3 separate regions of the Mus musculus genome follow, and regions 2 and 3 are each linked to region 1. The links are chromatin loops, found by intact Hi-C in ENCODE. Cell type or tissue: left cerebral cortex. All regions are shown on one strand. Links, peaks and the distances in the headings refer to the core of each region. The heading gives the core; the rest is flanking DNA.

Evidence for each region. Hi-C counts contacts between places; a loop is a spot of excess contacts. Peaks named below come from ENCODE experiments on the same cell type or tissue, not always from the same donor. Only the 100,000 strongest peaks of a DNase experiment are listed, where the experiment ranks them.
Region 2: it touches region 1 in a loop (12-fold over the local background); 2 of 42 quality-filtered maps call a loop at or near these places.
Region 3: a loop joins it to region 1, with 8 times the contacts of the local background. A loop is called at or near these places in 3 of 42 quality-filtered maps.

The regions. Positions count from the first base shown.
Region 1 is chr7:125,762,334-125,772,474 of GRCm38, forward strand. It overlaps D430042O09Rik (RIKEN cDNA D430042O09 gene), which reads left to right. Exons shown (of 28, transcript NM_001081022.2): 6 at 8,239-8,370. Among named protein-coding and RNA genes, the nearest start is that of D430042O09Rik, 60 kb to the left of the region's middle. RefSeq lists an enhancer at 1,714-3,020. In left cerebral cortex, for the core only: a CTCF peak has its summit at 4,808 (motif pointing right); DNase peaks (open chromatin) are centred at 4,927 and 5,113; H3K27ac peaks cover 2,242 bases.
Region 2 is chr7:125,892,407-125,902,547 of GRCm38, forward strand. All of the region lies in intron 5 of Gsg1l (GSG1-like), which reads right to left. Among named protein-coding and RNA genes, the nearest start is that of Gm51456, 55 kb to the right of the region's middle. In left cerebral cortex, for the core only: no CTCF peak of the experiment used is centred there; DNase peaks (open chromatin) are centred at 3,276, 4,856 and 6,848; H3K27ac peaks cover 897 bases.
Region 3 is chr7:125,995,865-126,006,005 of GRCm38, forward strand. The region is part of intron 2 of Gsg1l (GSG1-like); the gene reads right to left. Among named protein-coding and RNA genes, the nearest start is that of Gm51456, 48 kb to the left of the region's middle. In left cerebral cortex, for the core only: no CTCF peak of the experiment used is centred there; DNase peaks (open chromatin) are centred at 4,268 and 4,901; H3K27ac peaks cover 2,198 bases.

The sequences.
Region 1 (10,141 bases), core at 2,644-6,643:
GCTTAGAAAATCTCAGGGACCACTCAAGCCCATGACTAAGAAGTGGAAGAATCAGACTCAGCTCTGAGTTCTGTATTCCTGCCCAACTAGGCCTTGCTATGATCCCTTGCTAGCTTCCCTTTGGAGATGTCTATATATGGAGCTGCTGAGTGTACCCAAGTGTCACTGTGCCAAGTATGTACTTGAGGTTGGGTCATGTGGTCTTAGTTCCTGTCACATGTTTTGCACATTAGGATGGCCTTTTACAACAGAGATTGGCAGAGTCGTTGTTACTGATCTATGTATGGGGAACATCGGCCACTTGCATTTTACAGTAGACTGCAGTAAAGGCTTTCATGTGCTTGCCACCTAGCAATTCACAACACTCAATTGGTTGATGTATGTCCTCATGGTGCTGCCATAGAAATTGAGGCCCAGAGAGCCAAAGACACTTGTTCAGGGTCACATGACCTCTAAGGGAAGAGGCTGGGTTGGGGTGTGGATTGGACCTGTTGCTGTACTGACAGCATCTTCCTGCTATGTTCATTGGAAACAGTTGTGTCTCCTGTAGCTGGGGTCTGAAGAGCAGGCCCACAGGGCACCAGCCTGGGCGCTTGTGTCTGTCCCCAGCCATGAATGTTAATTTCTTGTTAATGAGGCCTTTCTTGCCTGCCTCACTCTACACAGCTCTTCTGCTTGTTGGAGTGCTTCCTATTATCACGAGCCATATTTGTGTCTTAGACTGTGACTTAATGGCTGGCCCCAGAGTCTGTGCAATTTAAAAGGCTTGGCCTAAGATTAATTAGCATCCCTCCCATTTCTCCTGTGGCTCCCCACTTCACAAGACTTAATCAGGGCTAATTTCCCCTTGCCTCCCAAAGCCGCTCTGCTATAATTGCCCTTCTGCACTGCAGCAGTCAGGGGTCACTCAGTGCCTAACAATAGGGACTGCTGTTTGAGTAGAAAGCTCAGGCTGAGTGTGCATGCATGGTCCTGGGGCTGGTGAGCTGGGCAGGCTGCAGGAGGCCTTCAGCCCACATTGCCCACATGTCTGCCCCGGCCTCCAGGAGAGCTGCTGCCCAGGACAGCTGGGAGAGTGGGGACACAGCCTCAGGGATGCCAAGACAGATCCTATTCTGTTGTCTGGGGGCCAGTGTGGGATGCAGTTGAAAAACCTGTGGCCTTGAGGATAGTGCTTAGAAATAGCAGTGACCCATCCCTTTCCTCCCCTCCTCACATCTGTTCTCCCTGTCGGTGACAATGTGATGTTGGACCTCCTGTGCACACAGAGCCTGAGCCATGAGGAACTGCAGTGGGAGTCCATGGCGTATCACCCTCTGTGTCTCAGCAGCTTGGCAGAGCAGACACATGGCATCTGGCTTATGGATTGGTTTTCCTACCTTACTTTCTCTCCCCAGCTGGCTCTTCAGGGCATTTGAATGAGGCTCCTGGGAATTGAAGAGAATGGGCTTTAGGCTGCTTCTTTGGTGTGTGTTTTGGAGCCGGTAATGGACCTCCCTGAGCTTTGCCTTTATAATCATCACAACCTCCTGCCGCTGTTGGGAAGGCATGTGTGCGGTGTGTGGTCTCTAAGTGGTGTGTTTCTTCAGCTAGGTGCCCTAATGGCAGATGATGAGGCTAGGATGAGGTCAGTGCTTGCAGCGCTCTGGTTCTACCACCCGTCCTCACGCCCTCACGCTGTCTGCTTTCTAATCTAGAAGGTGGTCAGTAGGTTACCTGCCTCAGAAGGTAGCTGCTGAGGATCACTCAGTCTGTGGAGGTTCCTGCCACGCCTGGCACAGAGCTGGTAAAGGGTTGTGTTGGTCAGTGTTGGAATAAATGGAGGGCAGGTGTCGAGGGCTTCTCAGTCTGGAGTTTCCAGGCTCTTCATCCTCTCCTTTCTACTTATGTATTTATTTTATTTGTGAGGGACATGCATGTATGCAAAGGCCAGAAGAAGGCACCAGGCATACTTCTCTATCACTCTCTGCCTATTCCATGGAATCAGTCTCTCTTTAAATGAACCCGGGCTTGCATTTTCTCTAGGCTGGAACCTATCAAGCACTCGCCATCCTCCTGTCTCTGCCCTGTCAGAGCTGGAAGGTGCTGACACCTTCCCACCACACTCTGCTGTGCCTTTGCTCTGGAGGCCATTCTTGTTCCATGTGCTAGATTCCAAACCTCAGTCCTCATGGCTGCATATCAGTCTCTCTTGACTGCTGAGATGTCTCTTCTGGCACTTCATTCTTATGTCTGACCTCACTCCCTCTGTTCAGTCCTGGCCATTTATGGAGCACATCAAAGTTTTGGATCCTTACTGCGGTCTGAGAGCTGCAAGTGAAGCAGGCCAGCCCTGCTGCCCTGGAACTTATGGGATGGGAGCGGGAGACAGGCCAGGCCAAGCCAGGGCAACAGCAGCCAGCAAGTTAATGGCAATTGCTATGAAGGAAGGCCAGGCAAGAGGGACGGTGGCAGGCAGCAGAGGTGCCCAGGGGTAGTGCAGCAGAGCTGAATGGGGATCTGTGGTCTCCTTGGAAAGGTATAGTGGAGTGTGATGGAAAGGTATTGCCTATGATCAGCACACGTGATGGAGAGGAAGCGCTGGGGGCCTGGCTCACAGCTAAGGGGTCTGGACAGTAGTCTGAGTGAAAGAGCTCCCCAGAAGCACCAAGATGTGGATGCTGCCATTGGAAAGATCTTGGTGGCTGTGTGTAGCTAGGACCACCCTAACTAACTCCTTTACCCAAGGGCTTGCAGGAGCTCTGAGACTGTGTTCCTGAATCCACATAGCTCTTCTCTGCTGCTTCCCACAGCCCCACTCTATGCCCTCTCTGCTGGCTTCACTAACCAACTACACCCCTCCAGGTCTGTTTCGCACTCCTGAATTGGTTGAAACTTCTAAGAGAAACTGTTTGAGTGTCCCAGCTCATCTGTGTTACTCAAGGTGGCCTGTAGTAGTTGTCTTTGGTGTGGTGCTGTCTGCTACCTGAGTGGGCTGTGACTAGAGGTCACCTGATACTTATCCTGCCTGACCTTGAACAGCCTGGGAAGGGCGTGTGTGTGTGTGTGTGTGTGTGTGTGTGTGTCTTAGTTAGGGTTTCCATTGCTGTGAAAAGACATCATGACCAGGCCAACCCTTATAAAGGACAAGATTTAATTGGGGCAGGCTTACAGGTTCTGAGGTTTAGACCATTATCATCATGGCAGTAAAGCATTGCAGCATCCAAGCAGGCATGGCACTGGAGGTTCTTAGATTGAACTTGATTGGAAGGTACCCAGGAGAAGACTGGCTTCCAGACAGCTAGAAGGATCTCAAAGCCCACCCCCACAGTGGCACACTTCCTCCAATAAGGTCATACCTCCTAATAGTACCACTCCTGCATATTCAAATCACTACAGTGTGTGTGTGTGTGTGTGTGTGTGTGTGTGTGTGTGATATTACAGCCTGTTGTCTAGGGTGCTGGAGTTGGACCGCATGGCCTTGCCTTGGACTCAGAGATCTACCTGCCTCTGCCTCCCTGAGGGCTGGGATTAAAGGTGTAGTACACCACTGCTCAGCTCTTCCTTTGCCTTCTACAGAAAATCGAAACAGGATCTAATATAGCCCAAGCTGGCCTTGAACTCCCTATGTTGTTGCAGCTAACCTTGAAGTCTTGATCCTCCTGTATACACCTCTCTCATGCTGGAATTACAGGCTTGAGCCACCATGCCCAGCTCTTTCCACCCTTTTGACTGGGCTCCTCTTTGTGGGTAGCCAGAAGGAAGCAGGTGATTAAGGTAGCAGGGTCCCCAGAAGCCAGTGGCTAATTCTTAAATTCTCTTAATTCTTAGCCCTGGCCTTGTCTACCTGGTTGGTTTCCTTATTTCTAATGTCTACTGTTCCAGTCTGACAGTTTCTCCTCTTCCTGCAGCTGGGCAGTGGTACATGGAATTTCCTTCTTCTGGGTCTAGACCAGCAAATAGGAACACTTTAGTGCCTAGCTACTACAATAGAAGGGGCTTTCTAAAGAGTACAGGCCTGAAACTCATTTGGCAAGAAGGCTGTAGAACCACCCATGATAACCTTGTTCTTAGGGATTAACCAGAGGTTAAAGTAGCAATGTCCCCAGTAGCCAATGGCCAATTCTTAAAAGCCACCCCACCAGGACTGGGACATGCTCTGCCCTAGTTTCAGGGTTTCTCTTATACTGCAGGGCCCACCATAAAGGGCCAGTGAGGTTACACTATCACTTTTGCTGGCCATGGCCCAGTCAGTGGGGGTTGGGAGATCTAGAGGTTGACTGGATAAATACAGCAGGCTCCCAAGCCACCGCCTTTACTGTGGAGTGGCCTGCAGGTGATATCTAGGCATCTGTCCCTGCTTGTCTTTTCCTTGCTGCTTCTGGGCCTTAGATCTCTCTGCCGCCATCAGTGGATTAAGATTTATGGCTTCCTCAGCCTTGTAATACTTGGGTAGACAGTGGCCTAATCAACAGAGCCGCCGTTTACCAAAATGCTGTCAGCTTTGATGAACGTCACTGGCTCTCAGCATTAAATCGGCAGTGAAGGGATTGGCCTTCCAACAATTTACTGTGGGCCAGACTTTCAGGAAAGGTCTCCACAGAACGTTTGCTATGGGATGAAAGTGGCCTTGGCTCTCCCTCACTGCAACATCTGCATCCTGGGTTGCTGCAGATATGAGCACCTGCAGTACAGCTCACCTCCACGTTGTGAAGCTGGGCCCTTTCTTTTGGTACCTTCTGACTTCTGATCATGACAAGAGCTGACAAACCTGGGAAGAGCTGCTCCTCACCCAGCCTGTCTTTGGGGGCTTGGTAGAGCCCTTCCACCTCTAGGGGGCGCCATTAATACAGCACACAACCTGCACAAGCATACAGGACATCCCCTGCACTTGCTCTTCTGAGTTTGACAGCACACTTCAATGCACCCTCTTAGAACACTATGAGGAGGTGCCGAAGATACACAAATAACTCCGGGCATGAACTGGGTGGAGTGTGGGCTGAGCATGAAGTGAGCAGCTTTGGGGGGTTTGTGTGGAGAGTCTTTTAAATCCTCCTCCAGGGTAGGTACTGCAAAGGTCTGTCAGGGTCTGGGTTTGCAAGTAGGCAGTAGAAAGCAGCGGCTCATGAACACCCACTCCTGGTGAAGCAGAATGCCATTCGGGGAGCCAGCCCGGAGCATCATCACCATCCTTCCATGCAAGGTGGAAGGTGGGAGGCTAGGAGCGTGCATGTGGCTGGGGCTGGGTTAGAATCTGGCAGCCTTGGTGTGGGTGGGGCTGCCCCCACATTGTGGGCAGAGGAGGCTCCCCAGGCTAGGGTGGGAGAGCAGGCCAGATGGCAGCTATTTATTACCCTCTGGGCACCCACTCAGTGTTGTGAGTGCTTTCTGGACCACAGAGTTAATTTCAGCACTGTTGCTTCATAACCTACAGTGTTCACTATGGTGCTGAGTGGACTCGGGGGCAGGGCACTGGTATCTGGAACTCAATGCTCTTAGAGCTTGGTGAGGGCCTGCTGACTAAGGGCCTTAGGGCTGACAACAAAGCTGTGTTTGCATATTGGGCATCACTGGGAAGCTCTGCTGTGCTGAGCTGTGCTGAGGAAGAGGAGGCTGGGAAGTTGCTGAAGGCTGTGATCCTGGCTTCTTGCTGGATGTAGAGCTCTTTCTGTGGATGTGCCAAGTCAGAGGCTGGCCAGGGTGTACCTCCCACTGTCACTGGCCAGCTTCCTTTCGAGCAGTGCACATTGTCCAGGGACCACAGGCCTCAATCCCTGCCTCTCAACTGGTCTTTTCCTGTGCCCCAGAATGCCAAGATAACCCCAACTCCTCACTGTTCTGTTTCCCAATTTCACATCTCTCCTGCTCCCAAGAACTATCACTCAGTATGGTGGGCAAGAAAGGGGGTATGGTATCTGCCACTCTAACTTAGCATACTCCATCTTCCTCTGGTGGGAGAACTCAATTCTAAAAGATCCACTGGGATCAGAGGCAGGCAGGAGATTCCAAGAACTAAGGTGCTTTCTCCGGAGGCTAATAACAGGACAGACTGGCAGTCTCTGCCCAGACTTGTCTGGATTTTAAGAAAGAGATGAGGGAAAAGCTAATACTAACTACTACAGGCCAACTGGCAGCATTCAGAAATACAAAGCCCTAGTCTAAGCCCTTCTCTCTTTAGAGAAAGGACCAGAAGGCCCTAAAAGGGGCTGGGTGGCTGGTGATCCAAGCTACCTCCTCCTTGGCCTGACCCAAGTCTGTGGTCATTCTTTTTTCCCATCCTCTCTTTCTGCGCAACAGGCCTCAGTGTTAGGATGTTGTTGAATGTCCCAGGGAGAAGAGCATAGCATGCTTTCCTTAGCCTGGAGAGGAGAACTAAGTAGCAATGTGTAGAGGGAACCCATACCACAGCTGGAGCTAGCCAAGGCTTTGGAGTGAAGAGGAAAGGTGGGACAATGAGGGTGTATGGCTTTAGAACCGCCCCAAGGCATTACACAGTGACCTGCTGGCCCTTCTTGTTTCTCTATTAGGACACCTTCCTTGCTCTCATAGACAGCTGCCTGTTCCATTCTCATCCTTGAGCCACAGAGGGATTGAGGGTGGGAAGGCAAACAAGCCCACAGAGATAGAGGAAAGGGTGTCTGTGGGCTCAGCTGGACTGATAGGGCCCTGGAAGTGGCTCCAATTGGTTCAACAGTCACACATGTTAGAATGTGTAGGAATTAGTATGGAGGCCTTGCGTGCTGGATGTATCAAGTAAGGTCTGGTTTGCTAACAGTGGCTTGAACGATGTGACAGCATGTCACCTTCCAGCTGAGTGAGTCCTTTTGTTCTGCTCAGGTGGGAATCACTAGTGAGCAGGGAGTCGTTTCTAGTATTGGCAGTCTTGGGCCTGAGAGAGAGCTAAGGAGCTTCTCCAGCAGGCAAAGGACAGGACAGGCAAGCAGGCTTGGGGGCTGGGCTGACTGACTCAGCCCTGAGAACAGAGTCTTAACAGCTTCAGGTCTTAGAAGCCAGAGGCAGCTCTAAGTGCACAGGTTAGAGGTTCCCTCTTCTGAGTACCAATTGCCAGTGGTCCAGCACTCAGCAGCCAGTGAGATCCTGAGCTGCAAGCAATCTGGTAGCAGGGAGCAGGCAGCAAGCAGTAGCAAGTGCTCCAGCTCTGGGATTCTAGTGGCTACCATGACTAGTGGTGTAGCTTTCAAACCTTTGTGTCAAGACCATGAGCCTTTGGGGTTGACAGCTTCTTCTAGAAGCCAAGACCTGTAGCATCTTGTCTACCAGCCTTTGTGCCTTCCACAGCCTTGGCTCACAGTCTGCTGTTTCTTTTCCATACTGCACTGTCCTCAGTCATCTCCACCCCACCCACTCTCTGGAACTCTCTAGCTGCTTGCTTTTTCTCCTCCCCCCCCCCCCTCCACTGGCTGCAGCTGCCATCACCTCTGTACTCAGGATAAAAGTCAAAAGTGTTAAAAGCCTTCTATGTGATCTGATGTTGCAACATCTGGGGGCATTGGGGGAGCATTTCCTTGTTAACTCAGAAGGCCAGGTGAGCTGGGCTTGGGGCACTGGCATCATTCCATGTGACCCACTCCTTTTGTTGTTCATATGGGCCCTTTGGTCCTTCCTAGATGCATAGTGATGGGCTGTGTGGAGGTGGGAGATTCTGGAGTGATCCCTAGCCCCCAAAACCTAGCACAGGTATTCCTTTCTCAAAGATGCAAAGAATTCTTGAAAGCAGGGAGGCTGCAGCAAGGACAGCTTGTATAGTTCAAAAAGCTTTACAAGGATTCTGTCCATTTCGTGTTAGTATATCTACAGTGCGTTAGCCAGGCTTTCCCAAACATGAGGTCAGTTAGCTCTTATGGCTTTTGGGGAAATGCTTAACTCTTACAAACATTCTGCAGAAAAATAATCATTAAAAGTCTGACTTTTTCTACACACTTTACAAGTATAAGGAAGAAACAAGCAAAGATAATATGACCTTGTGGAGTCACAACTGCTGAGATGGGGGCAGTGGCCACAGTCGTAATCCTGGTACTTAGGAGGCTGAGACAGGAGGATCACTAGCTTGAGGACAGCCTAGACTGCATAAAGAAACCTGATCTTTGTAAACAACAGCAACAGCAATTCACCCAAATCCTGTCCCGCTCAGGCCCAGCACCCTTGATCCCCTTTTTGTGGCCAGCTAGGCTCGGCTCCTTCCTGTCCTTGAGCAGAATGGTGTCTGTTCTTATTTTAACACTGAATTTCTATGTCCAGAAATCTGTGCAGATCAGAACTGAAGCTGGCTCTCGTCTCCACATTGAACCTCCTCTGGACTGTTCAGAAGATTTTGAATCACAAGAAGATGTGATTGGCAAGCATGAGGATGCCACTGGGGAGCACACACAGGTAGGGGCTGGCCTCAGTTTGTATTGGGGGCTCTCACAAAGTCAGGGTCTGCTGTTGTAGGGCCCTCAGTCAGGCTCTTTCTAACACCTACTTTCTTTGACCTGTGCTCTTCTCTCCCTAAAAAAAAAAGTGTGTATGTGTCAGAATGAAGCATCTGTAGAGATCAAAGGACAACTCTGAGGAGTCAGTTCTCTCCTGTGTGGGTTCCTGGGATTGAACTCAGGTCATCAGACCCATGCAGCAAGCACTTTACCCACTGAGCCATCTTGCCTTCCCTCACCTCACACATTTTGATACACAGAGTATGGGCCACACATCTGTGTTTATGGGTGGGTCAGCAAGCATCCGATCACTCTAAATGAAGAAGGGGCTAAGAGGGGAGGACAAGCCTGGCAGAGAGGAGTAGCTTAGCTATGGAGGCTTTCTAGAAAAGAGTAGAATTTGTCTCTGGCCATGAATACTAGAAAAGAGCCTTGAGGGGCTGAGGGCAGGCAGGGAGTAACCCCACCCACACCTGCTTGTATATGTGTACCTTGGCCTGTGAGGTATTCTGAAGATCACGGTGACTCCAGGCAGCAGAACATCCAGACAGCTGAGTATCTGCAGCTCAGAGCCATGTTGGTGCTGCAGCTGACGGGGGTCAATGACCACCAGTGTGTTTCCAGTAATACTATGCCCCAGACTCCCCTTCCACAAGCATTTCCTGGCAGTGCATTCTTGAACCTTGTCTGTTCTTTGCACCACAGACATGGAAATCAACAAGCACACAAAGTGCCTGTTCTTAACTAGTTTATGTTCCAGGTGAGATAGAAAAAGGCAGGATGAGATAAGACCATTTCAGATATCAGGAAGCTCTCTGAAGGAGACAGAAGAGGGAGCTGGGTGTGGAAGCGCACGTTTATAATGGCACTGTTCAGAGACAGAGCAGGACGGTCCCTAGCAAGGTCAGCCAGGGGGACATAGGGAAACCCTTTTCAAAACAACCATAACAAAAATAAATAAAATCAGAGGGGGAAGTGGACGGCGGGATGTCAGGGGGAGAGTATCATGCACAGACTGTGCAAGAGCACAGGCAAGAAAGCCTTTACAGCTGGCAAGAGGCTGGGCTTCAGGAGCTCAGTGCCAGCACAGTGTGCATAGGAGATCATGGAATGGTTTGAGACACTGAATGAGAAGACAGTGGAGTGGACCAGGAGGTGCATCGTGGGCCTGGGCTAGAATGTGGGATAGGGTTTGACAAGTAGAGTTTAGTCTAAGGCAGTGGTTCTCAACCTGTGGGTCAAATGACCATCGGGAAAACACAGATATTTATATTACAATTCATAACAGTAGCAAAATTACAGTTATGAAGTAGCAGTGAGATAATTTTATGGTTGAGGGTCACCACAACATAAAGAACGGTATTAAGGGCCAAAGTATTAGGAAGGTTGAGAACCACTGTTCTGGGGGGACAGCTTTAATAATTAAAATGAATGAATACATCATTTCTTCTTGTTGTATAGAAGCAACATTCTGGAGAGACTGCAGGCGAAAGTCAAATTGCTAAGTAGAACATGCCCCATTGTTCAACTGTATCACTCAGCTATGGGCCTGCGGATTCATAGCCTCAGACAGGGCCTTCTCCTTCCCTGACTTATGGTTGCTGAAATGTGAATGACAGAAAGAGAAAGGAGCAGGGAATTCTGTCCAAGAAACCTGCTCTGTGTTCACAGTTTTTATTTGCTCAAGCAGAGAAGGAGCTGGGATCCTCCTACCCCACATGCTAGGTGAA
Region 2 (10,141 bases), core at 3,247-7,246, 130 kb after region 1:
AGCTCCTGGGCTTTATTTAGTTCTTGAAACAACTATTAGAGGTGCTCTGGTGGCTGTCATTACTAACAGCAGAGGCCACGATGTGGTGGCTGCTATTACTAATACAGCAACGACAACCACTGCACCCACCAAACACATAGGGAAGATGAGGTAAAGGGGAGCTGGGAGCTACAGAGTCTCACTGCCTGGTCACTGTTGAACTGAGGTCCACAGTTCATCCCACCCCAGTGTCCCAGATCTTCAGATGTCACTTGGATCCTGTGTTTTCCTGCTGGAAGCAGACACTCAGCCCCCAGAAGGCTGTAGTAGAAGGGTGGTCGGCTGCCACCCAGAGCCACTTTAAGCTCAGCCCTTCTCTTTAAGGTACAAGCTCTGCCACAGCTCCGCAGGGCCAGCAGATGTGGACCTGCACTGGAGAATCTACCAGAACTGACTCTACACAGAAGCTGGGAGCGGAGGAGGCTGAGACAGGGGCATCATGAATTTGAAAGCAAGACCCTGTCTCAACAAAAGTTAAGAGGAGAGAAGAGAAAAGCAAAGGCAGTGGGGGGTAGGGCAGTGCGATTCCCGGCAGGGCTAGGCTTTGGTCTGGTTTGTTGGGTCAGATGTCATCTCATGTTCCAAGTCTCTGCTGGTCCTCACACAGTAGCCTGCAACCTGGCTGCTCCTGGCCACGACATTCCCCAGGGACATCAAGCTCTTGCTTGAAAACAGCTGCAAATGTCACAAGGTGATTTGAGCAGAAATTTCTTGGGAAGTAATTCTGCTTTGTGTGAAGAGACCCAGAAAGTGTCTAAAAGGACTGAAAGGGGCTTGGCAGAACCCACACTCTGATGGGTGGCAGGCGGGAACAGGGACATTGGATGTGGCACGTGTACCTTCCCAGGCCTCAGGTTCTCCTGAGTTGTGGCTCTACCTTGTGCTGGCTGCTTAGATCTGTACATGTCTTCCATGTCCCCTGTCTCAATTCCTCCATCCAGTGGGTGGGCATCTATTACCTGCTGCTTAACGCTGTATGTGGGTAGCACCAGGCAAACTCATCCATCCACAACTTCCATTGCCATTTGCCCTCTTTATTCCCATAGCCGAGAGTCTTCTCGTCATCGGCAACACACCCAGTGTCACCACAAAGCTCCAGTTATAGAGAGGTGCTCCTTTGCTGCATTAGCACGTGTGCCCTTCTTCCATCATCCCAGTTAGCTTTCTTGATGACTTCTGAGACAAGGTCCCATTATACAGCCTGGCACTGAACTTGAGATCCTCCTGTTCCAAGTCTCTTGCATGCTGGGATGAGAGGCCTCCTCTGCCTTGCCTGCGCCAACATTCATGTTTTGAAGGACGCAGAGGAAAGACTTTGAGCTGTCAGTGGACTGACTCACTGATGGTCACATCACCGAAGCCACTGAGTTGCTCTCCCAGGTCCAAGGGCAGTCATGGTCAAAGCCAAGAGCAGTGTCCAGAAAGCAAAAGAGCAACAGGGGAGGGTGGCAGTGCAGAGGGGCCCTGAACACTAACACCTGGCTCTCAGAGAGGGAGAAGAAACGAGGGCACAGTAGACCTCTGCAGGTCGAATCTTCTCATGTGGTTAGATGGGCTGCAGCCAAATGGAGCCAAGATGGACAAGGTGGGCAAGGACCCATCATCAGCTTTGCCTCATTCCCTGCATGGCCTCATTGCACAATATCCCATCAGAACCATCCTCAAAGCCAGCCTCCCTTCCCTGACCCCAGGCCAGTTGTTTCCAGCCACTGCCGGCACTATCTGACTCCATGCTTCTGTGAGAAAGGATCTCTTCCTCTCCATTTTCAGTATGCACCCCTGCACATGCATCCCACGTAGGCTTGAACTGCCACCAGCATCAGCTAGAGAGCCTGCACTGGCCGCCATTTCTGTTCTGAAGATGTTTGCAAACAGAAATGAATAACTTCATGCCAACAAACCAAAAGAAGAGAGCCCCCTCTCTCTTACACACACACACACACACACACACACACACACACACACACACACACACACAAATACCACCATCAGAATAATAAGAACTAACAATCAGTGGTAATATCTCTCCATTCCTCCAATGAAAAGACATAGGCTAACAGAGTAGATGCATAAACAGGATCCATCAGCCTGCTGCATACAAGAAACACAACTCAGCAACGAAGATAGACACTCCACTCTGAGTAAAAGGCTAAAAAAAAGTTTTCCAAGCAAATGGACCCATGGAACAAGCTGGAGTAGGTATCCTAATATCTAATAAAATAGACTTTCAGCCAAAACTAATCAAAAGAGATAGGGAAGTACACTTCATACTCATCAAAGGACAAATCCACCAAGAATACATTTCAATTCTGAACACTTTAGGTAGTCCCTGCCCAACTGCTGACCCTTGCTGGCCACATTGCCTCCTGGGATCCTGAGGATGGCTATCTGTTCTGCTTCACAGCCCAATGTTTCCCAAACTTAATGGGCACAGATATCACCCAAAGCCACAATTACGTAGACTCTGAGAATCCGCTAGATTATGCTTTCTCATGGGCTCCATGGAGGTCCATACTGTAGGTTGCAAATCCCAGTTGAATCTCAGAACAACTGCTAAGCCTGGCTCTCCTGGCTTTGAGGCATGGCTCAAGACCTTCCCACAACTGTTTCTCTGCCCAGCTAGTTGGTAGGAAGAAGCTGAGGAGTTCAGGAAGTAGCCATTTCTTCCAGATGTTGCTTCCAGATGTTCTTCTCACACTCCCTCCACCATTTCCTACCCTATGGACAACCCCCACCCCCACCCCACTCTCTGTCATGCCTTCCAATGCTGGTGTGGATCCGCAGGATCAATTGGTGCAATTCAAAGGTGTTGGGATCTTCTGGGCACCAATCTCTAAATCCTGGGGGACACACTCCTCCCTGGAATAACAATTTCAAGGACCCCAGCCTGGAGCAGTGCCCTGCAAGGAGCCCCGAGAAGTCCCATCAAAGCCTCCTCAAAGCTAGATCTGAGACTCAGAAGTTACAGATCCAGAAGACAGCCCCAGAGGACTGAAAACACATTGGTTTTAAATGGTCAATTTAGAAAGGAGTGAAGGATAGAATTAAAAGGAATACAAGAAATAAATGACCTGCAGATGGTAAATGAAGATTCCACGGCATCCCACCAAAAGGGCAGCTCCAAGAGAAGGAGAACATGATGGGTCTTAAAGATATCTTATTTTCGAAATTTTTCCCTTTCTTTTGCATGATGAGTCATTTGGAATATATCAGGAAAGAGCAGTTCCCCCACCACATTCAGTTCTGGCCTGGTCTTGAAGAGTGCTTTATTTTGTCTCCATTTCTGCAGAGAGGCATGCAGACATCTTGTGAATGGCAAGGGTGGAAATATATGAAGTCTCCAGCATTAGTCCCCTCCAAATGCCAATCTTCCATGCCTCCTTCAAGGTGTCCACAGGCTTCCTCCTATTGCAAGGCTCCATGGACAGCATGAGACCTCCTGATTCATGGGGAGGAGACCCTTCCACCATCCTGAGGACTGCTCCCATGGGGAAGGAGCACAGCCAGCTGTCCACAAGCCATGATGCCTTGGTATGATCATGTGCTCATGCTTGGATGCCCAGAGTGCAAATAGATCAGAGACACCAGGGCAGGCAAAGAATGAGGCAGAACACAGGGCAAGGCTGGGATGTTCCCATGATGCCCTGAGGACCAAGGAAGTCCCATCAGCACTCTGGATGGAGAGGAGGGGCCATTATCCTGGTCACATCAGAGCATTGCTGAGCAACAGCTACTGGGAGTCAAAAATGGACCAATGATTCTCTGACTTCTGTAACTTCCCATGTTTCATGGGTCCCTGAAGCTGCAGAGGTGGCACATGGGTAAGGGAGTCTGTGGTGCTTTAGTCATCAGAAAGTGGAACTATTTGAGAAGGATCAGAAGGATTAGGGGGCATGGCCCTGCTGGAGGAAGTGTGTCACTGGGGGTGGGATTGGTGGTTTCAAAGAGCCCAGGCCATGCCCAGTGCCTTTGTGTGCTGCCTATGTATCAGGATGTAGCTCTTGAATCCTGCTCCAGCACCATGCTCCCTGCCGTGATGAGAACAGGCTAAGCCTCTGAAACTGTAAGCCAACCCCCAATTAAAAACTTTCTTGTAAGAGTTGCCTTAGTCATGCTGTCTCTTCACAGAAATAAAACAGGGACTAAGGCAGAGGTCTAGTTGTGTTGATGAGAATTCACTGGTCTTGGGGTAAGAAGAGCTATGGGACCAGGGACCCTGTTTTCACCAGTTTGAACACCTATGAAAGAAACATGCAATTGGGGCAGAGAAGCAAGTAGGCTCCGTTTGGGGGGCAAGCATGTGAGTAAGTTTAGCCATGCTGATGGGCAGTCACGTTTAGATGCTGAAATAGGAAGTGTAGCTGCATCAAAGAGTGGGATTCTGAGATGTGGGTGTCCCAAGCCATGTGGTCACTGAGGGAAGAAGAGGAGGGCTCCCTGGCCTAAGGAAGCATGGCACTCAGCAATACCAAGGAGAGGAGGGTAGGAAATAAAGAAGACCATGTCCACACTCTGAGTGATCTCTGTGGGTGGTCAGTTCTGCCTCAGTTACTGCACTGCTGTGTTTCAAAGAGTCCTCCAGATACCCTGCAAGTGGAAAGGGCAGAAATCGCCCCTGGGAAAACACCAGGAAGAGCAACAGGGGAATAGTTGACTGGGGTTGCCTGAAGTGGGAGCTACAGAACCAGGGCAACAGATCTCAAAAGCCAGGACTGGGCAGTCATGTTAGAGTGTGTTGCACTCGATGTTGAGAGTGCCTTAGTGGGTTGTGGAGGGCCTGAGAGACAGATTGGCGTGGGTAGTGTCATGAGTGGGAAGTGAGGATGGGAGAGAGGCCTTCCACGCAGCCCGGTAGCAGGCAGAAGAAGGGATTGTGGTGCTGGGGTGAACTCAGAACACCCTTTGGGACTGCTGAGATGTTTGGCCACTGAGCAGGCAGAGGTACCCTTCACCATGCAGGAATGACAATGTCCCATGTAGGCCCCTGACATGCAAGGCAGCTTGCTTTGTGACCGTCTGGGAAATGCCGTTTCTGAGAGCTGGCTTCAGGGAGGGACTTTTGCAATGGTTTCTACTCCATGTGACACAGAGAAAAGAGACTCACTCAATGTGGCCACATTGAGAAGAGGATCTAACAGAAAAATGATGATCCCAAACCCCAAACAACCATCTTTGAAGCCCTGGAAGGAGGTTTGGTTTAAATAGAGGGTAAGATGTGTCCATATCAAGGTGTTGTCTGTCTGTCCATCACTGTGTGGGCTCTGGTCTGGTCTGGTCTGGTCTGGTCTGGTCTGGTCTACAAGGTGTCTGATAAGCCTTCAGTACTGTCTTAGTCGGGGTTTCTATTCCTGCACAAACATCATGGCCAAGAAGCAAGTTGGGGAGGAAAGGGTTTATTCAGTTTACACTTCCACATTGCTGTTCATCACCAAGGAAGTCAGGACTGGAACTCAAGCAGGTCAGGAAGCAGGAGCTGATGCAGAGGCCATGGAGGGATGTTCCTTACTGGCTTGTTTCCCCTGGCTTGCTCAGCCTGCTCTCTTATAGAGCTGAGACTACCAGCCCAGAGATGGTCCCACCCACAAGGGGTCTTTCCCCCTTGATCACTAATTGAGAAAATGCCTTACAGCTGGATCTCATGGAGGCATTTCCTCAACTGAAGCTCCTTTCTCTGTGATAACTCCAGCCTGTGTCAAGTTGACACAAAACTAGCCAGTACAAGTACCCTGTGAAATCTCTCCCTAGGAGACAGGCCACTCCCTGGAAGCAGCAGACTTCAGTATGGGATTCCCAGAAAATTCCAATTCCTTGGGGCCCACTGTTTTAGAAGTCAGATAGATCAAAGGAGAGACCCAGAGTCCCTACTCTTCTGCTAGGATGATTACAGGGATAGGAAACACTGGCTTGAAGGATGCCCCTCTTCCTAAGGGGGTAGTATTATTCTCCCTGTGCAGAGGGAGATCTCAGAAGTCTAGCGGGGAGCAAGAGAGGATGCTCCTACTAAGTCTCCAGTCACCTTGTGACCATGCTGGGAGGTAGGACACACTCACTCCCCAGCCAGACAACAGGACTCCCCAGAGGTGAAGCAACTTGGTGAGGGTACTCGTGCCCCTAAGGTTATTCTACTTGTTTTCTCATATATGTATTCACACATATATGCTGTATATGTGCATGTATATGTGTATGTGTATAGATATTTGCAGTACTAATGATTAAACCTATGCCATTCATTCATTCATTCATTCATTTTTGAGATAGGGTCTCACTATGAAGACCAGGCTGGCCTCAAACTTGCAGAACTGCATCTGCCTCTGCATCCCACGTGCTGGGGCTAAAGCATCTGCTATCACATCCAGCACCCTCTTTTCTAAAATTTAAATTTATTTATTACTTTTTTTTTTTTAAAGTCAGAGTCTCATTAAGTTGCCCTTGAACTTACTCTGTAGGCCAGGCAGGCTTTGAACTTGCCATTCTCACTCCCACAATTTCTGCCACCAAGCGTAGCTCGCAGACTCAACTCAAAGTCTGATTCCACTGACTCAGGGCTCAGGGCAGGCAGAGAGCTAGAAGACACGGCTGCCATGGGAAACCCCGGCTGACCTGCTGCTAATTAACAATGTTGGTGTTGCAGAGCCCTTGTGGATCCAGGGGCTGGGTCGGGCTGCAGAGCAAGAGTGAGCTCCCTTCGGGAAAGGCTGACACACAGGGCGAGCAGAGTGAGCTGCATGCCTCGAGCTGAGTCAAGGAATGAGCATGTGCTATGAGTCATCAGAAGAGCCAAGAAGCAGGAGGGAAGCAGGTGGCAGGAGGCCACCCGAGTGGGAGTGTCCTCTCAACAGCTCTGGGCTCCTGGTTCCTCAGAGGCTGCCGCACCCACAGGGAGGCAGGCTGCTTGGTCAGTGTGGTGGAGTTCTCTCCAGGGTCTGACCCAACAGGTCTTATTTCCTCTCACATGCTGTTAAACCAGATCTGAGCATTTGAGTATTTAAAAGAACCCCTGATTTGCAAATATGTGCCTACCTTCAACAGCTCCCACCCACTCCCCAGGAGGCCAGTTACGACTCTCTCCTTGGGGACAGCTGGCAGCAAGACAGTGGGCAAGAAGCCTTTAGAATTCTAGAGGCTTCATAGATTTAGGACATACCACTCCCAGTTGCCAGTTTTCAGGGGCTGGGTCAGCCAGCCTGGTGGTATGACCTGCCCTTTCCCATGAGAATGCTATGTGTTAACACGTGTGCACATACATGTGTTTACATGTACACACACACAATGTTTCAAAGCCCCTAGCCACTCAGAACCCACCTAACAGCCCCTCACACCTTTGAAGGACTCTTGTTGAGAAAATTCCAAAAGGACCTGGGTAAGAGTGGGAATGAGGTAGGGAAGAGACAGCCCAGGCCGATCTGCCCAACAGCTTCCCAGAGCAGCAGTTTCCAGACCCCACGGGGATATAGAGGGTGGGATGCAGACTCCTTTCTTGATGGTGACAATGGGGAAGTGGGAACCAACACTGTGCTGTGATGAGCCAGGTGCTCACACTTCCCAGCCTGCGTGTGCTGGCCCTGCCTGCCTCTCACATTGAGGCTCCTCCACCCAGGCTCCTCTACCCGGAGACTCCTCTGCCAAGGCTACTCTGTCCTTGCCACACAATAGTCATCAAGGACCAAGATTAAATGCCATGGTAACTATGTGGCCTGGGATGGTACTAGCCAGCTGTGTGGCCTTGGACAAATCACAGCACCCCTCTGGGACTCAACTTGGCATATGTAAAGTAGGGACAACACTTTTTCCATACCTCCTAGAGATTCTGTGGGCATTAATAAGTCAGTCACACTTGGGGTGCTTAGGGGGTGTGGGTCAGGCTGAGCTGTTACAAGATTAACAACCCATCTGAAGCACTATCCTGCCTCTAACCTAAGCAGGTGGTTTCCAAGCTTATCTCCCTCTCCCTCTCCCTCTCCCTCTCCCTCTCCCTCTCCCTCTCCCTCTCCCTCTCCCTCTCCCTCTCCCTCTCCCTCTCCCTCTCCCTCTCCCTCTCCCTCTCCCTCTCCCCTCTGCCTTCTCATGCGGGGCCTTGAGCCCATTACACCACAGGGGAACAAAATGTCAGCATTTCCAGATGCCAAGGGACCTGGATTCTCTTTATGTGCAGAAGACACAGGCCCAGAGTTGTTTGCTGCCTAGAGCCAAGTCACACAGCAGTGAAGAGCCAGGTCAGACCACAGCACTCTGTTTCCCAGCGGCTCTCCTGAGTGTCTCTCAGCTGCCCTGCAAAAGCCATGCAACAAAGCCACATGCTCAGAGCTGCTTGTAGGCAAAGAGCAAGGGGGGCGGGGTGGGGGGGAGAGGAAGAAAATAGAACAGAGCAGCAGGGCTGAAACATTCTCCTCGGAGGGAAGGGAAATCAAATTTGATGAACCTCTGCATAATGTTAAGTTATGAATGTGCAAAGTGATATTCTGCACGTATGCCGGGAAGCACTCATCACGAGCCTGAGCAGTCCAGGGCTTCAGGAACTGGGGCTTGATGAGAAGCCGCTTGCCAGGGTGGGGTATGCACGATCTGAGCTGCTCCCTTCGCAGCGCAGGGTGCAATTTCCCTAGTTGGATCACATGAAAGTATAACACGCAGTTGTGGTGTTAATGAGGCACTGGGGGCTTCAGGCTATTCACCACAGCTTTAGGTTCTGAGGGTTGCCCATCTCCGGTCCTGGCTACTGATGCTGAGCTGGGACAAGCTCTTGAGCATGCTGGGAATGAATGGCCTCCTCTCTGCCAGGACACTGTCTGCAGATAAGGAGACCGGAGTGAACCGCCAGGCAAAAGGGAGGCAGTATCCAAGCATCAAAGATTACCAGGAAAGTAATCCTTGGTCGCCAGGAAAGTACCTCATGAGTTCCCACTCGGTTTCTGGCACAACCCTGGAGACCAGGTGACACTAACTCCAGCATTAAGTATGCAAGGCATACATGCAGAAAAGTGGCCAGGAAGAGGGTGAACTGATGTGTATCCCAGGGGGTACTACAGATGCAAAACCCCAGAATAGGGCAGTCTTGGAGCACCTGTGGTGGAAGGGATGAGGCAGAGGAAAGACCAAGTCAGAGAAAGGTCTGGAATAATCATGCAGGGACCCATCCCCCACTCCATGTGGCTGGCATACATGGTCAGCCTCTAAAGAACTCTCTGGCCCAGTCTTCTTCCCTTTACTCCTCCACACACACTGAGGGTATGCTCCTGGGGCTGCTCAGCCACACCCACTGGGAGTATTGCATTTACCTCTTCCTCAGCCCCCTCTCCTCACACCCAAGGACAGGGGACAGGGTGTATCGGGAAGGTGGCTTCAAGAAACACAGGAGAGAAGAAAGGGGACAGGGAAGGAGGCAAGGATCAGGAAAGGTGTGCTCATGGCAGGCTCCCACTCAGGGATTAGCTTCCACGGAGAGCAAGCTCAGTGTTCCTACTCCTGTGAGTAGGAAGCCCGGGCCTCCTTCCACCACTGCTGACCGCATCCAGCACCCTGGACATTCTAGAAAGCACCATGCCTTTGAGAAGGCTGACTCCTGAATCAGAGCCCCCCACATCTGTAGTAAGCGCCCCTGGCACCCCCACATACACTGTGAACACGGGGCAAATATGGACGCCTATGTGGGCACAAGCGGATCCCTGAGTTTGATGGTGAGTCTGCTTCCTCCTATCAAATGCTCTGATTCTCGGGGACATGGCCAGCTCCGAATAGGCTCAGAGTCTCAACTGCACAGACTTGAGCCCATCTCATCCTTACTGTGCAGTTTTAAATAAGGATCTTTGCATCTCTGAGTCTCATCTTTCTCATCTATCAAAGGAAGCTAGCGGTGCCCAGTAGCATATTCATGCATGCTGTTAGGTGCTGTAGTGGCTATTCCTGGTTGTCAACTTGACAATATTTGGAATGAACTACAATCCGGAATTGGAAGGCTCACCAGTGACCCTTATCTGGAGGCTTGGAGATCCTTATCTGGATCTTGGTTTGAAGATCTTGAGCCATAGTGGCTATGGATTCCAGAAGATTGAATCTCCGAGTTAAGGAACACACCTTTAATCTGGCTATGCCTTTCATCTGGGAT
Region 3 (10,141 bases), core at 2,665-6,664, 230 kb after region 1:
CTGACCGACACATATACAATTTATCTACATTTAAGCACACATAGAAAGCTATATGTGCATCAGAACAAGTACAAACATAAATGTTTCACACAGAACTGGATGTGGCCAGTACACAGGGGTATGGTGGCACAGGACTAGAGGGAAAGAACTGTAGATTAGTCAATTCATTGGAAATATGCAACGACAATCATAGCCTTGGCATTGATTAGAGCAGTAGCATCAGCTTGCTCTTCTCCTCAGAGTTTTGACCTCAATAAAAACATGCCCATGAAGGCCAGGTTAGAGAAGTCACAGCAGGAAGGTACACAACTGGTGTTCAAATAAGTAACCAACAGGTCAGCGCTTGTGATACAATGTGAAGGTCAGAGGACCTACAACTGGAACCTTCATCTGGAAAGACATTTGACAGTCTTATCAGGAACCAGAACAAAATGACCTGAGGTGTCATTGCCACCCTAGTCTCCCAGTCTGAAGGGTCCAGGGATAGGCCTGGAGCCCAGTGCTGGCCAAGGGCCAGCCCTGCCTGAGACCCAGCTGTGCTGGAGGCTAAAGCCTGTGTTTTGAATCACATGGGCCACTGGTGCCAAGCTGAACCAAATTAACTCTTAATCTCTATCTCAAAGAGTTTGTCAACTTCAGTCCTAAGGGAAGGCTGAGAACTCCAGAGGGGACAAGTGATCCTTCCAGGCACGTGTCATCCGCAGGGAGACAGCACCACACCCACAGGCTGTAGCCACGTTTGTATTCTGAGGGCCACTCCTCTCAACCATCACCAAACTAAGGGTGGGGGGGGGCTTAAAAGTGAGGGATGAGTGAAGAATGCTACCAGACTTTCAAAGAGGGGCCAATGCCAATACTCCTCAAATTATTTCATAAAACAGAAACAGAAGGAACATTGCCAAATTCATTATGATGCTACAGTCACCCTGATACCCAAACCACACAAAGATTCAACAAAGAGAATTATAGACCAGTTTCCCTCATGAACATCGATGCAAAAATACTCAACAAAATATTTACAAACTGAATCCAAGAACAAATCCAAAAGATCATCCACCATTAACAAGTAGGCTTCCTCCCAGAGATGCAGGGTGGTTCAACATGCAAAAACCTGTCAATGTAATCCACCATGTAAACAAACTGAAAGGAAAAAGCCTATGATCATCTCATCAGATGGAGCCTTTGACAAAATCCAACGCCCCTTCTTGATAAAAGTCTTGAAGAGATCATGGATACAAGGTCTATACCTAAACACAATAAAGGCAATATACAGCAAGCCAACATCAAATTAAATGGAGAAAAACTCAAAGTAATTCCACTAAAATCAGAAACAAGACAAAGCTGTCTGCTCTTTCCATATCTATTCAATATAGTACCTGAAGTTCTAGCTAGAAAAATAAGACAACTAAAAGAGATCAAGGGGATCTAAATTGGAAAGGAAGAAGTCAACATATTTATAGATGATATGGTACTATATATAAGTGACCCCAAAAATTCTACCAGGGAATGCTTACAGCTGATGCGGCTTGATACAAGATTAATTGAAAAAAATCAGTAGCCCTCCTATATACAAATGACAAATGGGTTGAAAAAGAAATCAGGGAAACAACGCCCTTCACAACAGCCACAAATAATATAAAATATCTTGGGGTGGCTCTAGACAAGCAAGTGAAAGATCTGTATGATAAAAACTTCAAGTCTTTAAAGAAGGAAATTGAAGGTATAAGACAATAGAAAGGTCTTCCATGCCCATGGATCAGTAGGATTAACATAGTAAAAATAGCCATCCTACCAAAAGTAATATACAGATGTAATACAATCCCTTTCAAAATTTTAACACAATTCTTAACAGACCTTGGAAGAAAAATATTCAACATCATATGGAAAACCAAAAAGCCCAGGAAGTTAAACAATCCTTAACAATAAAAGGACTTCTGGAGGTATCATCATCTTTGATTTCAAGCTGTACTACAGAACATTAGTAACAAAAACCACTTGGTACTGCCATAGAAACACACACATTGATCAATGGAATCAAATCAAAGACCCAGAAATAAACCCACACACCTATGGACACCTGAATTTTTTTTTATAAAGAAGCCACAAATATACAGGGGGGGGGGGAGAAAGAATCTTCAACAAATGGTGCTGGTATAACTGGATGTTGGTTGTAGAAAAATGTAAACAGATCCATATCTATCACCCTGCACAAATCTCAAGTCCATGTGGATCAAAGACCTCAACAGAGAACCAGATACACTGAATCCGATAGAAGAGAGAATGAGGAATAGCCTTGAATGCATTGGTACAAAAGACACCTTCCTGAACAGAACACCAATCATGCAGGCACTAAGATCAACAACAAATAAATGGGACATCGTGAAAATGAAAAGCTTTTGTAAGGCAAAGGTACCATCAATAGGACAAAATGGCAGCCCACAGAATGGGAAAAGATTTTCACCAACTCCACATTTGATGGAGGACTAATAGCCAAAATCTTAAAAGAACTCAAGAAACTGGACCAAATAACCCAATTTAAAAATGGGGTATAGATCTAAACAGAGAATTCTCAACAGAGGCCAAGAAACGTTTAAAGAAAAGTTCAACCTCCTTAGCCACCAGGGAAAGGCAAATCAAAACTACTTTGAGATTCCATCTTACACCTGTCAGAATGGCTAAGATCAAAAACTCAAGTGATAGCACATGCTGGCAAGGATGTGGAGTGAGGGAGCACTCCTCCATCGCTGGTGGGAATGCAAACTTGTACAGCTACTATGGAAATAAATGTGGTGGTTTCTCAGAAAATTGGGACTTGATCTACCTCAAGACCCAACTACACCTCCTGACCATATACTCAAAGGATGCTCCATCCTACCACAAGGACACTTCTCAACTATGTTCATAGCAGCTGTATTCATAATAGCCAGAAACTGGAAACAACCTAGATGTCCCACAACAGAAGAATGGATAAGGAAATATGAAATCATAAAATCTGCAGGCAAATGGCTGGAACTAAGAAAAATCATCCTGTGTGAGGTAACCCAGACTCAGAAAGACAAACTTGAGATGTACTAACCTATAAGTGAATAATAGCTATAAATTAAAAGATAATCGTGCTACAATCCACAGACTCAGGGAGGCTAAATAACAAGGAGAAGTTAAGGGGGGGAATACAAGGATCTCCCTGGGAAGGGGAGTAGAATAGATTTTGAGGGTAGACTGGAGATGGGTAGGGTTGAACAGGAGGGATCAGCTGTTGGGGGAGAAAATACTGGGAGAAACATCTGGAATTGGAGGGCATTTGGGGAGTGAGGTAGAAACCTAGGGTAATGGAAACTCCATGGAATCCATAACAGCAGCCCTAGCAAAGACTCCTAGTGCTGGGGATGATGGAGTCGGAACCAGCCATCTTCAACCAGGCAAGGCTTCAAGTGAAGAGACTGGAACACCAACCCAGCCACAAAATCTTCGACCTACAGATTGCCCTGCCTGTGGAGTGTTCTGGGACCAGAGCCTACCACACCATCATCAGAGAGACCAGAGACGTCATCCTGCAACATATGGGAGCAGATACAGAGTCCACGGGCAAACATTAATCAGAGCTGGGGGAGTCCTTTGGAGGAGGAAGAGGAAGGAGAGGAAAGATCAGAGGAACAGAGGAGTCAGGGATACCACAAGAACATGGCCCACAGAATCAATTGACCAGGATGTAAGTGAACTTGAAGAGGCTAGGAAGTCTATAGGGGTCTGACCTAGGTCCTCTGCATATGTTATGGCTAAGTAGTTAGGTGTTCTTGTGGGACTCCTAACAGTGAGAGCAGAGACTGTCTCTGACTTCTTGCCTGCTTGTGGGGAACTTCTCCTTCTACCGGTTGCCTCATCCAGCCTTAATGTGATGGTATGTGCCTGGTCTTCCTGTAGCTTGTTATGCCATGTTTGGTTGATGTCCCTGGGAGGCTTGCTCTTGTCTGAGGGGAGGTAGGGGAAAGAAAGTGAAGAGGATGGAAGAAGAGACACTGTAGTTGAGATGTAATACATGAGAGAAGAATATTATTTTCAAGAACAAGAGTGTGTGGAAGAGACTGGAAAGTTGAGGGAACCCAGAGGAAAATAAAACCCCCTCCCTCAAAGAGCTCTGGGCTTGACTACTGACTCTATTCCTTCATAGATGTATGAGCATAAGCAATGTGGTCAGCCTCTCCAGGCCCCAGTTCTCCTCTGCAAAGAAGGAGCTGAAGAAACAGCTGTGCCGTGGGCTTGCTGAAAGGATGCGCGGCTGATGAGATGGAGCATGCTCAGCAGCAGATTCTCAGCAGAAGCTCAGCAGAGGCTCAGCAAAGGCTCTAGAGCATGGGCTTAGACCAATGCCAAGGCCCCAGTGATGTCCAATACCATGCTAGGATTTGGCACTGAATGAAGCTGGCAGGACCTTCAAAGAGGCCAAGGTCCTATGAAGAGAGCAAGACAGGTAACAGGAAGATTCATAGAACAGGGCTCTGTGGGATTTGTGGGCAGAAGGAAGTAGGGTATGATAAGGGGGTGTTCTAGACAAATGACAGCAGAACTCTGGAGAGAGGACACCAAGGGGGACCAGAAGCTGAGGGTGCTCAGAGAGTGTGAGGAGCCCCATCCTGGAAACAGTGGCCACTGTGTGAGTCTCCTGTGCCTGCCCCCTCTTCTTTGCTGGCCTTCTACAGTCTAAATGATCATGCTAAATAATCTTTCCTTAGGTTTACAAATCCCGGAGCATCCAGTGACTTTCAGGTTATATGGATGCCTAAGGTGATGATGGGCAGAATGGAATTTTTAAAGATTTAGAGGCGCTAGCCCCAGGAGGTGAAGGCCGGTCAGTATATTTTGTCCATGGTGGGGGAGTGGATATAGAGGCACTTGAAGACTCCCACCCACTCTCAGCTTTCTTTTCCTGCCCTGTAAGAGGACTTTATACAAGGGTTCCTCCAGATGGTGCTGGGAGGAGAGTAACCCTCCCTGTTGTCTCTGTATCAATCCTAAAATAAACCTGATTTTTCTTCTCACCAAATCTTGCCTCTCAAGTATCGTGTTTGGGTAGCATGCAGACAAAGTTTGTCTACTCCAGCAATGGCCCCAGCAGCAAATATCCCCCATTTGCCCCAGAGAGGCTGCTGGAAAAGGCCGGACCTCTGTCTCCTCTTACTCCTTCCCCGTCTAGCTACACAATGATAGGAAAGGGAGAGATTTGGAGCTGACAGTTATGGGACTCTCCTGAGTCTATTTCCGGTGGTGAGAGGTGTCTGGCCTAACTGGTCTTTCTTCCTATGATTGTGGAACTGAGTCCAGATCTTAAGCTATCACTTGACACTGGATTCCTCCATACACACAGAACCCCAGCTCTCTGCCCCTGATCAGTTGCCTTCTGGGATGCTGCTCCCATAGACGCCGCCTTCTGCCTGGACACCGGTAAATCAGCCTTCAGACTGCCATATACTGCCCTCTGCATGGCTTCCAGGGAGCCCAAGCTCTGTGAGTGACGTGTATAAAAAGGATTTATTTTTATTGATGTGTGAGTGTCTACGTGTATGTATGTGCACATGTGTGCAGGTTCCCACAGAAGGCAGAAGGGGGTTTGGATCCCCTGGAACAGAAATAACAGGGGACTGTGAGTTCCCAGTGTGGGTGCTGGGAAGCTGGGAACTAAACTCTGGTCTTTTGTGCAAGAGCAGCAAATGCTCTTAACTTTTGAGCCATCTCTCTAGCCCCTCTTGGAGTGACTTTTGGTGTTTGTTGCACCCCAGCCCTACTGACACTTCCCACCTATCTCCCCTCTATTCTCAAATCCCTTTGTCTGGAGCTGGTAGCTGCTGTAGACAGAACAACCCACAAGTGCTCCTGGAATTCACATCTGCTGATCCTCCATCTAGAAGGCCTTTCCCTACCTTGCCTATCAGCCCACAGGATGCTCGGCAGAGGACACACCCCAGTGAACACTTGCCTGGCAACTTGATCCCATCCCAAGTACAGCCAGACGTCACCCTGGTAACTGCACATGGGTTGTGGAATCTAAGACCTTCAGCCAATGAGTGTCCTTCTCCAAGAACCTCAGCAGCCCCTGTCCAATGACAGCATGAAGACAATCGAGCGGTCCTCCTCTTTCAGACTCCCTAGTATTGAAGAAAACCATCTTGTGAATGTCGTGACTCTTGACTTCCCAAGGATCAGAATTCCAGGCTCCACAAAGGTCTTCCTTGAGGAAAACATCCTTTAATAAGCATCTAGTGTCCTGGTAGAAACATCCCACAATGCCACAGCCTGGCAGGGTGGACCCAGGCGACTGTCTGCCATTAGCATCTAGTCAAGCAGACCTCCCCCTGCTGTGAGGAGCCTTCTAAGGGGAGCACACTGTGCCCTTTCGTCACACTCAGGACCATATTAACCAATGGGAAACAAAACCCCGCTCCGGCCAAAGGCACAGAGTCAGGGGTCTCCCCAGGTTCTGCACCGCCTCTGGCTTCCCTGGCAGAGAAAGAGCATTCTGAACTGACAGGACGGAGTGAATCCCGGCCAAGCAAAACCAACCCCTGCATGAACACACACACACACACACACACACACACACACACACACACACACCTGGGTGTGGTGGCCCTCCAATAGATCAATAAGTGTTCTGTGAATCTGCAGTGACCTCGGGATCTGAAAGGAACAGAGCACCTGAAAGCGGATAAGCTTCGAATTCTGATTCTCAGCTCCAATTTCAAAGTGACAAGCCATCGAGAGGGTGGCAGCTCTCCCAGTGGTTCTGAGTGGACAAGTGTCCAGCAGGCAGGATGAGAGGTTAATGACATGAACCCTGGCGGACGGAGAAGCTCCAGAAGGCAGTCTGACTACCACTACCGGGGAACTGACCCGCAGATGGACGCTTCCTTCCTCAAACTTCCCCCTCTCTTATCCTCTGTATCCTGAAACCCTCCGCGCCATGCTCCGCTCCTTGGAGAAACTGCTTCTGGAGATATGTCTGCTCTCTTTTAGTTTCATGTCTCCTCCAGAAATCTCTAACCAACACAGGGATATCTGTCCACACCTCCCTTCATCCCCACACTGCCCCCACCCCGCGCTCCCAGCCTCAGAAGTGTAGGGAATACAGAAAGCCAGCTCCGGGGCATTGGAGCAGCAACTGTGGGTTGCAGGGGTCTGGACGTTCACACTCACAAGCTACAGGTTTCACAGCCTGCCATACATCTAGGGGAAGAGAAGGCCAGAGTAGCCTCTCTCCTGCAGCCCTCCCCCACGCTTCTCTGGCCCAGGAGGCAGGGAAAAGAGTGTGGAATATGACAAGCATTTCCACATATCATGTTTCCTGTCCCTCCTGGGCCCACAATAAAACTACATTTCCCAATGTTCCATATAGCTGAGCACAGCCATATTACTGAGTTATAGTCAATAGGATGAACCATGCCCAGGCTGAGCTGGCCACATTCAGTTTGTTCTCTTTCCATAGTCAGGGGCTTGATAGAGAAAACTCCAGAGATCAGAAAAGGCAAGGCCATTATAGAAGAGGAGGTTGGGCCTGGTGCACAGGACACCAGTGTGCTCAAATGAGAAGTCAGCACTCCACATGCAGATGAACCCTGTGGCCAGGGCTAACCTGTTACCTCTAATGCAAGGGAAAATGAAGAGAGCCCCCGAGGCTGTGGAGGGACTGCTAGAGTGGACCACCACCCTCTCCCAACACACATGTGCCTCACCCCCAATATATACACATACTACCTACTGGAAGTCTTAACACAGAGGACCCTGCCATTACTCAAAAAGACAAGGAAGAGGAGAAACATCACAGGACAGTCACAAAGGAATGTTTGCAACAGGCATCTAGATAAACAGGCCTGGGCAACCTTTCAATGCTTTTCATGATGGAAAAAAAAAAGGCACAGATGCTGCCAGCAAATCAGCAAAACTAACAGGGCTTCAGGATCAGATCAATCCATACAGCCCGAGTGACTGATGGCGTAGTAGCTGAACAAGGGCTGGATGAGTGAATAGATGAGTGGGTGGGTGGATGCATGCATGCATGGATACATAGATGGATGTTTGGATGGATGGATGGATGGATGGATGGATGGATGGATGGATGGATAGATGGATGGATGGATGGATAGATGGATGGATGGATGGATGGATGTTCATGTTCACGCATACATGGATGGATGCTTTGATAGATGGACAGAGGGTGAGTGGATGAGTGAGTAGATGGACTGTTAAATGGATGGATGCATGGATGCATATATGCATGAATCGGTGGTGGATATCATGAGTGGGTAGATAGATAGATGGATAAAGGGTGGGTGGATGGGTGAGTGGGATGCATACATGGGTGGAGGGTAGGTGGATGGGTGAGTGGGTGAAAGGAGAGTGGATGTGTGACTGGGATGCATTCATGGGTGGAGGGTGTGTGGATGTGTGACTGGGATGGATACATGAGTGGAGGGTGGGTGGATGGGTGAGTGGGATACATACATGGGTAAAGGGTAGGTGGATGGGTGACTGGGATGCATGCATGGGTGGAGGGTGGGTGGATGGGTGAGTGGATGATGAAGCAGTTCTGGGTAAACTCATAGCCATGTCCATCTGTGTGGCTGACGGTGTTCTCGGTGCTGAAAAGACAGCAATGAACAAACCCAAATCACTTCCTTTGGTTAATTGGAGCCTTTTTTTAAATTGTCACAGTTAAAATTCCCTACAGTCTGGGCAGACAGACACTATGACCATCTCCACAGTCCAGGCAAGTGAACTGAACCCCAGCAAATAGTTGAAGAATGGAGAAGGACAGCTTTAAACCTAGGAACTTGGCTTCCATACAATGTGGCTGCCAGTACAGGTTCTGACTTGTACTAAATAAACAATTAATAACCCCCCCCCCACACACACACACACACAGAGTCCAGCTCTCTTCAGCACCTGGCCTCTGCAGATGGCAACAGCTGGCTGGAGCGGGGTTGCAGCTGTCCCTAGCGGGTGACCCACGTACACTCCAGATCCTCTGATCTGAGCATCCATAATGCATCACCTCTGGCTAGGCCTTGTCCTCTTTCCTCGTGCCTTGTCTCAGTACTCTGACTGTGTCCTCTTTCCTCGTGCCTTGTCTCAGTACTCTGACTGTGACCTGTAGGAGTTTAGATTGTGCCTCCAGACATTTACTGTGTCAAACGAAGTGGGGACAGAACCCGGCAGTCCTGGGAGGCATCTCTGACAACAGGAATGGTGGCTGCCTGTGGTTAGAGCTTACCCAACGCCATCTATGGTCCAAACAAGGTGACAGCTGAGGTCCTGTGGCCTCTCACAAGAAACAGGAGAACATAGTGCCAGGTGAAGAATGGAGCCAGGCAGGGTCCCCCAGCACTTCCTTCTCTGCACCCACAGAGCAGAGGCACAGGTAAAAAAAAATGGGGATGCTGGGTTGGTGCACTTGGCCCAGGGAGAAAACTCAGCAAAACACGAAAGGCACGGGCTCAAAAGGGTGGAGCCAAGTCAGCAGCACAGCTCAGCTTCTCCTGGCACAACTCTATTCAAATTAGCCTGAGTGGATCAAAGAGCTAAGACAATGAGCCATAGAAGAGAATCTCGTGGGAAAGTGCCATGATGCTGGATTTAAGGACCAAGTCTTGGAAGCAACACCAAGTAAAGAGACACAAAGAGGGATTAGACTGACCTCACCAGCGCCTGTGCATTGCAGGACGCTGCCTGTGGAAAGGAACATACACAGGATGAGGGGGGAAAAAAAACCTCAGCTCCATCAGCAGGCCAGGAACACAAACAGCCTCAGCCAGGGTGACAACCAAACCACCTCTTTTCAAGAGTAGACAAGGACCCTGAACTGGGTAATTCTTGTCCATTTAATACAAACCAGAGCCCCCTGGGGAGAGGGAGCCTGAGTTGAGGGGTTGCCTCCATCAGCTTGTCCTGTTAGGCATTTTCTTGATTCATGATTAATGTGGGAGGGCCCAGTCCGCTGTGGGCAGTACAACTCTCGGGTAGGTGGTCTGCACTGGATAAGAAAATAAACTGAGCAAACCTTGGGGAGCAAGACATGAGCAGCATGCCTCCATGGCTTCTACTTCAGCTCCTTCCTTCATTTCCTGCCCTGACTTCTCTCCATAATGGAGTG